2 separate regions of the Homo sapiens genome follow, and region 2 is linked to region 1. Evidence: read pairs that join two places in POLR2A ChIA-PET (ENCODE). Cell type or tissue: MCF 10A. All regions are shown on one strand. Each heading gives the region's core, and the rest is flanking DNA. Links, peaks and the distances in the headings are about the cores only.

Region 1 (5,390 bases), core at 312-5,311:
CTCTCCCATCTACTGCACCCATCTAGCCTGCGTGCAATCCTGGATGAACCCACCCTCACACTTTTCTGCTCCTAGGCAGCCAAGCATTGCTGGAGAGAACCTGTCCACCAGGGAGAATGGTGCCATTACAAATACATGGTTCTGAATTCATCTGTGTCCATGTATAAGTGGCCCTGCAATACTAATTTAAACTCTTCACTCAATCTGTAGTTGCTTTTTTGATGTATGGTAGATGATATTTTTAATAGTCAATTTTTTTCCAGCACTATTTAATGATTTCCAATGTTTCCTTCATCATGTTGAAAGATCTTACATATGGACTGTGGGGCTGTATAACTTGTCATTTAAATATACAAGCAAGCTTGGATACTCTGTGCTTAAAAGCTTCAGTGGCCTCCTTATTGACTCTGCTGATTCTTACCCACCTGTTAGAATAACTACCTGGGAATTTTAAAAAACTGAATCCTAGATCCTTATTACTAGAGACATTAATTCAGTAGGTCTGGAGGGAGGAATGTTAGAATCTGTATTTTTCAAAGCTCCCAGATGATTTCCAAACAGTTATGTTTTGGAAACACTGACCTGTAGGGTAAGTTTTAAGCTCCTTCGTGGCATCAGGGCTCTTCTTTTTCTCTGCTCCTCCTACCTTTTCTGTCTCATCTACCTTCCTCATCACTGCTTTCCTTGCTGTCTCTTCTCCAGCCAATGTGAACCCAGAATCCATCTCTGCATTCCTGCTGTGCCCTGTCCCTGGAACATCTTCTCACACCCTATCCTTGCTCTCAAACTGAAGCACCATCTCCTCTGTGAATAAGCTATCTCAGAACCCCCCAGGTCACCCCAACCTCCTTTGAGTGTCTGCTGTAGATTTTGGCATCTGTATCCTATAAACCAAAAACAATGCCTGAGACAGATCTCAATCAATTTAGAGGTTTATTTTGCTAAGGTTGAGGATGCATCTGGTTAGGGAGGGAAAAAGAGACACAAGCCACAGTAGGATCTGTGTCCTGCACTTTTTCCAAAGAGGGTTTTGAGGGCTTCAGTATTTAAAGGGGGAAAAGTGGGCTGGAGAGGAAGGAGAAAAGAGGAGGGTAGAAAAAATGAGACAAACGGTTACTTTCTTGTGAGTCTTTGATTAGTGTGCACTGAATCCAAATGTTGCATGTGCAAAGGAGAGGGTAGAGGAACCCTCAATCATGTATGCCTTGTGCGCAGTAAATCTGCACTTTACATAAGATGAAGTAAACAGAGTCGTGGAAGAAGTCCAGTATGCATTGGTCTGGAGGTGAGCAGTAAGGTCAATTTCTAGTCTGCTCTTGTTTCCGACTTGTGAAAATAAGCTGTTAATTTACATTGTCCAGGTGAGGGAGACCACCTGGGGAGACAGCTGTTTAGAAACAAAAGGAAAGATGGTTTTTGTTTGTGTGGCTCAGTTTCAAAGCTTAATTTTCCCTTTTTTTGTAGTGAGTTTGTGATCCCAAGATTTTATTTTCCTTTTACAATCACATGGAATGGCACCCATTTATTTAGAATTGTTTCTCTACTGTCTCCTCACCTGCTGGAGACTGTGAGCAGCTTTATGTCTCTGTGCCTGGCAAAGCACCTGGCACCCACCATCATATAGGAAATAATAAATGTCCGCTGTCCTGGAGTCCCAGGGGCCCAGAGGAGAGTGTTGTCTTGCTGGCATTCTGTCCCAGGTTGTGCTCAGGCTGTTGCATTGAGAGTCAGTTCTGCTGGCCGTGGACTGGTCTCTAAGTATCTGCTAGAGTCTTCTTTATAACCCCCAGTGTGAGCAATACAATACACTCTGATCCCCGCAGCTGTGCCCAAGACTGAAAGGCCACTTCGGATCTGGAAGAATCACAGAAATATCACTGAAAATTGATCCAGTGCTGATCTGTATTTCTTTCTAACCTCCTGACATGTGATCTGAAGTGTAGAGGAGGACTCATCCTGCTTATTAGTCATTAAAACTAATTCCAAAATGTAAAAAGATAAGTATTACTCTGCCAACTGTTTTATAAAACTACATGTAAGATGACATCTTTCACAACCTCATGTAAACCAGATGTTTTCCCATTCTTTTAAGTCCCTCCCACCAACAAACATGACATAGTATTGAAGTGAAATGCCGTTTGTTCTAACTGTAATGAAGCCTACCTCCACCGAAGGCTCCTTTTCATCCTTCCTTTGAGATTCAAGCTTATACCAGGGATCACACGTACCATTTTAAATGGAGCTTTAGCCTTAAAGAAGGTGCTGGGGGCGGGGGAGAAAAAAAAAAGAAAAAAAACTCTGAAAAGGCAGGGCTAGAAAAGCTAGGTTCACTGGAGGGACGATTAGGAAAAAAAGTATAAGAAGGAAAAGAAAAAAAATGAACAATGGGGTTTTATCATAGTGTTGGGAAACCACCGTTTCAAAGGTGAAAGTGTCCTTTTACAGTCTCACAGCGATGCCTGGCAGGAAGTGTGTTTGCTCTAAATCCTAATTTGGGTGTGTTCCTGTAGAAATGTTGAAACTTCTCCTGAGGGAAACAGAAACTCAATCATGCAGGAAACTAGATACTGAGAAAACAGTTGTAGCTCAGCGTGGCTACAAGTAACTGTGGTGTGGAAGCAGAGTAGAGAGAAAACTTGTTCCTCATTAGAGAGAGAGCCACACTTCTCACTGCTCACAATGAGAGGCCAAAGATTACCCTTGGACATCCAGATTTTCTATTGTGCCAGACCTGACGAAGAGCCTTTTGTGAAGGTATGTTGGAGTGCGTCCCGAGGGCTAATAAGGTGCTGGTGAATTCTCAGTGATGTACCTCCGAGTTTCTTTTGAAAGTCGTTCTAATTAGAAAGGATTGTGCTGACATTTCTACCAGCAGGTGTTTTATTCATTGCGGAGAGGGTTATGGTGTGGTTGCCTCTTCTCATTGGAGCCAGAAATCCATATTTGATTTTTTTTCATTCCACAGCCTCATTTTATACTTGTGATAAACACAGAGTTTGCTGAAAACAGAGTGTTTTATTTCATTCATTTAAAATGCTTGGTTTGTGATTCTTGATAGTGTTTTCACTACGGAAACACTCCCCCAGAAAATGGTAAAATTAGTAAGCTTAATTTTCTTACTTGTAAATCTGGCTCAGACGCCAGCGGGTACTTTGTATCTGTCATTGTGCATTTTGGAAATTGAGTAGTGCACTACTGCCTGACAACTTGCACTGGATTTAACTTAAATGTTTTTCTCTATAATATAAAATCATTAATACTAGTACATTTTGGTGAATTAGTTGTCTAATATAATCCTTCACTTGATCTTACACAAAAGGCCAAGAAGCCTAATATACACTCTTCAATCTGAAAGTAATCCAGTGATTTATCCATAATTTAAGAAGGGCCAAAAATGGATTTTAGAGTAAAATGAACTTTGGTAATTCATAAGCATAGCTAGAGTTAAATAATAAATGTTTTGTACAATATGATGTTTCTAGGTTTAGAAGGGGAGACTATTTTTATCATCTCTGAACAGTACATAAATAATTGTAACCTAGTTGTAATTTAGACTAAAGCTTCACACTTCTTTGTACTCATGCTCCTGGTAGCTGTTATCATTCGTTATTTCTAACAGAAGTGGTTTCTATGTGCACAACCTTAAGAGAAAACATCAGGAACCTGATTAAAAACTATCCTCATCACCGCAAACTCCCTATTTATAGAAGACTTACCTACTGAATGATCTCCGATTAGTCCTTTAACAATTCAGATCCTAAATCTAAAGGCTAAAAGAGAATCATTTAGGGCATTTCAAAGGTAGAAATCTTCTGGTGTTATATACTATTCTCAGTGACCGAGCAATCAGCAGCTATACTAAAACTGGAAAACTCGTGACTTTATTTATTTATTTATTTTATTTCTATATGGAGATAGGGGTCCCATCATGTTGCTCAGGCTAGTCTCAAACTCCTGGGCTCAAGCCATCTTCCTCCTGCCTTGGCCTCCCAAAGTGCTGGGCATACAGGCATGAGCCACCACGTCTAGCCTTGTGACTTGTGACTTTAATTTATACATATTAACTGCCTCGATTGTACTGTCTTTAATTGTGCATTTGTTCTGAAACTGAAAAATTAGCCATTTCCCCAAAGTCCTGTTCAGTTGATTTCCTGCTGCCGAAGCGTCACCTTTTCAAGCACGGGTGTCCCTAGAGTGATTTTTTAAATTAGCAGTTAGAAGAAAAGCCAATAAGTTATTTTTCTTGGCTTGTTTTCTCATTTCAGATCATCACTGTTGAAGAGGCAAAGCGCAGGAAGAGCACATGCAGCTACTATGAAGACGAGGACGAAGAGGTGCTGCCTGTCCTACGGCCCCACAGCGCGCTCCTGGAGAATATGCACATCGAGCAGGTGGGCTCGCCCTGGCCACCAAGGGTGGGGGTTCCTAGGCTTTAAGAAATATTTCCCTTGGCCAGGTACAGTGGCTCATGCCTGTAATCCTCACACTTTGGGAGGCCAAGGCAGGCGGATCACTTGAGGTCAGGAGTTTGAGACCAGACTGGACAACATGGCAAAACCCCATCTCTACTAAAAATACAAAAATTGGCCGGGCGTGATGGCACATGCCTCTAATCCCAGCTACTCAGGAGGCTGAGACAGGAGAATTGCTTGAGCCTGGGAGGTGGAGGTTGCAGTGAGCCAAGATCGCACCACTGCATTCCAGCCTGCGCAACAGAGTGAGACTCTGTCTCAAAAAAAAAAAAAATTCCCATCCCTGAATGCATTTGCCCTTCTCACTTGGGCTGAAGGATGAGGCTTGTGAGGAAGGAGGAACACCAGCAGCCCACTAAGGCCAGTGCCCCCTGCTCTGCCTCTGAAAAGTCGCATTCCCTGCTGACTTCTTAGTAGTATGAGGAGTTGGTCAGACACTAACATCCTTCTCTCAAACCTGAAGAAAAAGCCATTTCTAATCTTAAAAAAATAAAAATTTTAAGCGTCCTACCATAGTCCTAATATGCTTTAAAAAGGATCCAAATTTATCCTTGTAATTATTGCAGAGTTCCCATAGCTTTGATGTATAGGGCTCAATAAAAGTAATACAGCAAAGGCACTCTACTTGCTTTATGAAAAATACCTACCTACAGGACAATTTTTCCTTTTTCTATGATTTTCTTTGTGTATTTTAGTTTCTGAATGTTTACTTGAAATTCATGAAATATTATAATGCACTTATGTTTGAACTGTAGTAAGGAATCCCTGGCATTTCCCTCATCAGTCAGCTTAGAGACATGAATTTTAGAGACCTTAAATAATCATTAAGTTTGGCTCCCTAGTTTACTGAGGAACCAGTAAAGACCCAAGACAGCCAAGAAGCTTGACCAAGTAATTATAGAGTGTGGGATTCACACT
Region 2 (5,390 bases), core at 336-5,335, 77 kb after region 1:
GCCTACTCTTATTTTTTAGTCATGTAATACCTGTCTCCCTTAGTACATTTTTAGTTCCTTTTTGTTAAAATGTATTTTCTCTGTAATATTTTCAATACAGGAAATAAAGTCTTTGCTTTTGCTTTTTGGAGGTCAGTTTGCCAGCAGTCAAGAAACTTATGGAAAGGTAAGTTAAATTTTCATTAGACCATATGGAGTATACTTAGAAATAGAGCCTTGGGTTTGAAGAGAAGAAGTGCATATCTTAAATTTATATTTGTATGGTTACTTGTATCTGTTTCAAGAGGCAGTGGAATAAAGTGGATATTTTTGGAAAATTTGTGGTTTTGTTAAGTAATTTAGATTTATTTCTAGTATTTTATTTGTTTTACATTTTTAGTCAACAGTTGTGTCATAATTTGTCCTTTCACCTAAAAAAGGGCTGTGCTCCATTGGTGAGCTGTGTTTAGAATTTGAATTTAGAATTTGGCAGAATGTTGGGCTCGTGTTGAGAATCATTTTAAAATTTGAAATTGTGCATTGTATAAGACTGAATTTATGAGCTTTGTATTTTGCATAAAACTATATCAGTGTTTGACAGAAGTTTGGAAAATAGAAAAAATAATTTGCAGTTCCTTCTTGACGTGACTTATAATTTGGGGATGCTGCCTTCCAGTCTTTTTTTTTTTCGTGTACTTTTTTTTCCCTATTGTAATTCTACTTCTGTAGTCTGTGTTTCTCACCTGATAGTGTCAATATAGGCCTAAGTTGTTACTTGGCCTTTATCTCTAACATAGCTACATAATATTTTTCATTGACTAGCTCTACCATAATTAACCATTTCATTTTATTCAGGTTGCTTTAAAAATTTTCTCAATAAAAGTAATACTAAGATGAAAATATTTTTTCTTGTTTGGATTATTTTGAATTTTTCTGTTGGGTAGGGTAAATATTGGAAGAAAAAAAACGGGGTATATACCCAAAGTAATATAAGTCATTCTATTATAAAGATACATGCATGCATATGTTCATTGCAGCACTATTCACAATAGCAAAGCATAGAATCAACCTAAATGCCATCAGTGATAGACTGGATAATGAAAATGTACATATACACCATGGAAGCCATAAAAAGGAACGAGATCATGCATACTGTGCAGCCATAAAAAGGAATGAGATCATGTCCTTTGCAGGGGCATGGATAGAGTTGGAAGCCATTATCCTCAGCAAACTAATGCAGGAACAGAAAACCAAACACCACGTGTTCTCACTTATAAGTGGGAGCTGAATAATAAGAACATATGGACATGTCCAGGGAAACAACACACACTGGAGCCTGTTGGGGGTGGTGGAGTCTGGTGAAGGAGAGCATCAGGAAGAATAGCTAATGGATGCTGGGCTTAATACCTAGGCGATGGGTTGATCTGAGCAGCAAACCACCATGGCACACGTTTACCTATGCAACAAACCTGCACATCCTGCACAGGTATCCCTGAACTTAAAAGTTGAAGAAAAAAGAAAAAAGCTAGGTGTGACAGGAAGGATTTCTTGCAAAAGATGAAAGAGCTAAAGTTGAAAGTCCTGTAGTGTTGGACTTTTATTCCTGAATGACTTTCACTTATTGAGGGGAGGAGGAAAGGAAGGAGAGTGCGGATATAATTGGCTAAGGGTGATGAAATGAGGTCAGGATCCTTTTGGATTTTGCTGTGTTCTGGCAAGAGGTTATCTGGCTGCAGCTTACCAGTGCCTGTAATCTTGGGTGTTGGGATAGAGGATTGGGAAAACACCCCTGATGCACTTGGAGCTTTTTTCCCCTAGATAAAATATAAAATAGTAAAAGCTAATGAGAATTTAATAATGTACCTCATGATTTTCTATCATAGTTGTTTCAAAGGGCCCCTCCTTCACCCTCAGATGGCCACACCTACCTAGAAAAAGGTCTCATGTAGCAACTAAGAAATACATTACTTAGAAATTAAAAATGAAATAGCTGTATTATAAGGGATGATTAGCCATGATGAATTTCAAGATTATACTTTGGGATATAATATGCATTAATTCCTTTCGTAAAGCTACATAAAAGGGCAGATACAAAATTAATGTTTCATTTGAGGATATATTCGTTTATAGGGTCATTATAAAAATGTTTTTACTATATTATTCTAATTTACTTTTTTACTATTGGAACGATTTTTATTTTGGTTACAGTCAGATCAGATATTCTTACATGAAAGTAGCAAATAGGCACTTCTCCTTATTGACTTCTTGAATAAAAGCATATGAGGCCATGTAGCCACTTAGAATTAAGTTGCATATTGTTATTTCTTTTAGTCACCATTTTGGATTCTTAGCATTCCCTCTGAAGATATTGCAAGAAATTTGATGAAACGGACAGTGTGTGCCAAGTAAGAGAAACTTATGTTCTCCTGCATGAATATACTGGTACTTCTCATAACCACTCAATCCTGTTTTTTGCTATATTGGGCAGTGTGAAGGCTCAGTTTAGCTTGCAGTTACATACAACTGCCACTGGGTGGCGGTGGGGGACCAGAGGAGGGTTACCTGCCGAAACCAAGGATGAAAGAATCTCTGGGGAAATGTCGACACATTTGTTTTAGAATAATTTTTTAAAACTTCCGTATTATGCGGGAGTATAGTATGAGATATAAACACTATGTTCTTACGCAGGATAGATGCCACATATAATTATAACCAAAGTGCTGAAAATCCAAAAATACTTTTTTCATAGATGGTTTTTAATTGGATGAGCAGATTAGTGAAGTGTAAGGTAACAAAAAGTGAGGACTGCCGTGAGACATGTTTTACTGTTTCAGTTGGTAGAGAAAATAATTATGAGTACCAAATCTTGGTGTGAATTAATGTAATGATGCTGTTCATTGTTTATCCTCAGTGTTTCTAGACTTTATCATTGGCATCCACTTTTTTTTTCTTTTCTTTCATTTCTTTTTTCTTTATACTGTTGGAAAATTTTCTGTCATCAGATTTGAAAATTAAACTGTATTTTTAACTAGCATCTTAAATATCAAACAGCTTGTGTTATCTTTAAGCTGCTTTTTCTTCCTGAACATTTTGGCAGATTGCTGAAAACTTTCTGTAGAAATTATATTTGCTAATGCAATGCAAATAAGAATTTACATATATCTAGTTTTATTAACATGGTTAGCGATGTTTTATATCATCATATGTAATTGTTGTATTACGGAATTGGACACAACCCAATATTTAGTTAACTTCATCCTATTGAGAACTACCTGCAGCCTTTAATCTTTTACAGTGAAGGTCGTTAACAGGCCTTATTATGAAATAAAAATGACTAGAAAACAGAAACATAACTTTTAAAAAACTCTTTTTGAATAATTGCTTGTTAGGTTTAAAATAGCCACTGGAGTACTAAGAACTTGTATGCTTCTTTCATAACTCTTCTAATTCATATATTTGATTAATGGCACAATTAACAGTTGTATAATATAATTTTTAATTGCTTTTTATTATCTATATATTTTGTGTAGCTGAGGTATACCTTAAGTGATAGCTAAGTGAGATTAATATTATTGTAGAAGCCTTTTCTCTGTAAATTCAATAGAAAAGGAAGAAATCATTTGCAAAGGAAAAAAATTACAATTTAACTGTATCAGAATGAAGATAGACTTTTATAAAAGCATAGATTCAAAACCAACTTAAATTCAAATTTTTCTGTGTTAGAAGGGATTGAAAGTTAATTTATTATTAACATGAAATATTTTGAGCATGCGACAAAAAGGTGAAAAATATAACAAGTACCTAGGAATATGCCTTATTAGACCTCAACATTTTGGGTAAGTTAGTTACTAAAATTGTGTGTGTGTGTCCATACGTGCGCACGCACATGCATGACAGAGTATCACTCTGTTGTCCATGCTGGAGTGCGGTGACATGATCTTGGCTCATTTTAGTCTCAAGTTCCAGGGCTCAGGTGATCCTCCCACCTCAGCCTCCCAAGTAGCTGGGGCTATGGGTGTGTGCCACCATGCCTGGCTGATTTTTTGCCTTTTTTGTAGAGACAAGGTTTTACTATGTTGCCCAGGCTGGTCTTGAACTCCTGGGCTCCAGTGATCCACCCACCTCGGCCTCCCAAGATGCTGGGATTACAGGCGTTAACCACTGTGCCTGGCCAGCTAATTGTTAATAACATTTTTATTTGGTCATTAGTCTTTTTGTATTATGGAGAAGACATTGGGAATAATTGGCTTTTCTGCAGCTTTTTACCCATTTATCTAAAATAACCGATTCATTTATACTTTGCAAAACATAGGCAATAATCAGTGGAGTGTGCATAAAGAACTAGTAAAATGACTGTATGTATTCCTGTGTGAACTAAGTTCTTTACTGAGGTTAGTACCAATCATTTATTTCCTAGGTCTATATTTGAACTATGGGGTCATGGACAATCTCCTGAGGAGCTGTACAGTTCTCTTAAAAACTACCCTGTGGAGAAGATGGTGCGTAGTAAAATGTGGTTTTATATAGGCATGCGTGCAGATTCTGTAGAATTAAAATACTCAAAAAACTGATTTCCTTTTATTTTAGGTTCCATTTCTACATTCGGACTCTACATATAAAATAAAGATTCACACTTTTAATAAGACATTGACACAAGAAGAGAAAATCAAGCGAATAGATGTAAGTAAATTTAGCAAAACAAAAAACCTACATGATGAATGCAGTCTGGCCATTGTTGATATATAGGAATACCTAATGTCTGTGAAGTGTTTATTTTGTACCACATTTTGTGCTAAGTGCTTTTCATGTTTTATTTAATGTTGACTCCAGGCTTACAAGGTAATGTTATTAGATAAGCGCCATTTTTCATTGTAAATTATTATAAGACATCAGCATTTCTTTTGTTTCTTTTAGGCACTTGAATTTCTGCCATTTGAAGGAAAAGTGAATTTAAAGAAACCGCAACATGTATTTTCTGTTTTGGAGGATTATGGTTTAGACCCAAACTGCATCCCTGAGAATCCACATAATATTTATTTTGGTAGATGGGTGAGCAAGTTTTCTTTCTACCTATGTCAGTTTGTTTTTTTGAAAGCTACTTATTAGGCCTTTTGTTGACTCCTATGTAGAACTTTAAAGCAGCTGAAGAGTCAGAACTACTGAATGGATTAAAATTGGTGAAGAGTATGTGATTATGTTTTGTTTTGTGTTTTCCCAGAGATTCTTAAATGAAGTGCAAGAGGCTTGTTAGATATAGGGAGGAGTTGGTATACCTGGAAATGTTGAAACAAGACTTACCAGAACATCTGGACTGTTTTTTTTTTTTTTGTTTGTTTCTTTTTTTTTATAAAGCAGAGAAAACACAGAGTGCTGTGGTAGTTGAGGAATCTCATTTGTGGAGATTCCCAATC

The links. Peaks named below come from ENCODE experiments on the same cell type or tissue, not always from the same donor. Only the 100,000 strongest peaks of a DNase experiment are listed, where the experiment ranks them.
Region 2: POLR2A ChIA-PET joins it to region 1 with 5 read pairs; 5 of 35 experiments call an interaction of 5 or more read pairs at or near these places.

The regions. Positions count from the first base shown.
Region 1 is chr6:125,916,678-125,922,067 of GRCh38, forward strand. It overlaps NCOA7 (nuclear receptor coactivator 7), which reads left to right. Exons shown (of 16, transcript NM_181782.5): 12 at 4,266-4,391. LOC124901397 (a long non-coding RNA gene) reads right to left here and starts at 2,365. Exons shown (of 2, transcript XR_007059741.1): 1 at 2,164-2,365; 2 at 1,503-1,854. RefSeq lists an enhancer at 1,542-2,741. In MCF 10A, for the core only: no CTCF peak of the experiment used is centred there; a DNase peak (open chromatin) is centred at 2,484.
Region 2 is chr6:125,993,657-125,999,046 of GRCh38, forward strand. It overlaps TRMT11 (tRNA methyltransferase 11), which reads left to right. Exons shown (of 13, transcript NM_001031712.3): 2 at 101-166; 3 at 2,311-2,384; 4 at 4,397-4,478; 5 at 4,567-4,659; 6 at 4,894-5,028. Among named protein-coding and RNA genes, the nearest start is that of TRMT11, 9.8 kb to the left of the region's middle. In MCF 10A, for the core only: a CTCF peak has its summit at 2,502 (motif pointing right); a DNase peak (open chromatin) is centred at 2,515.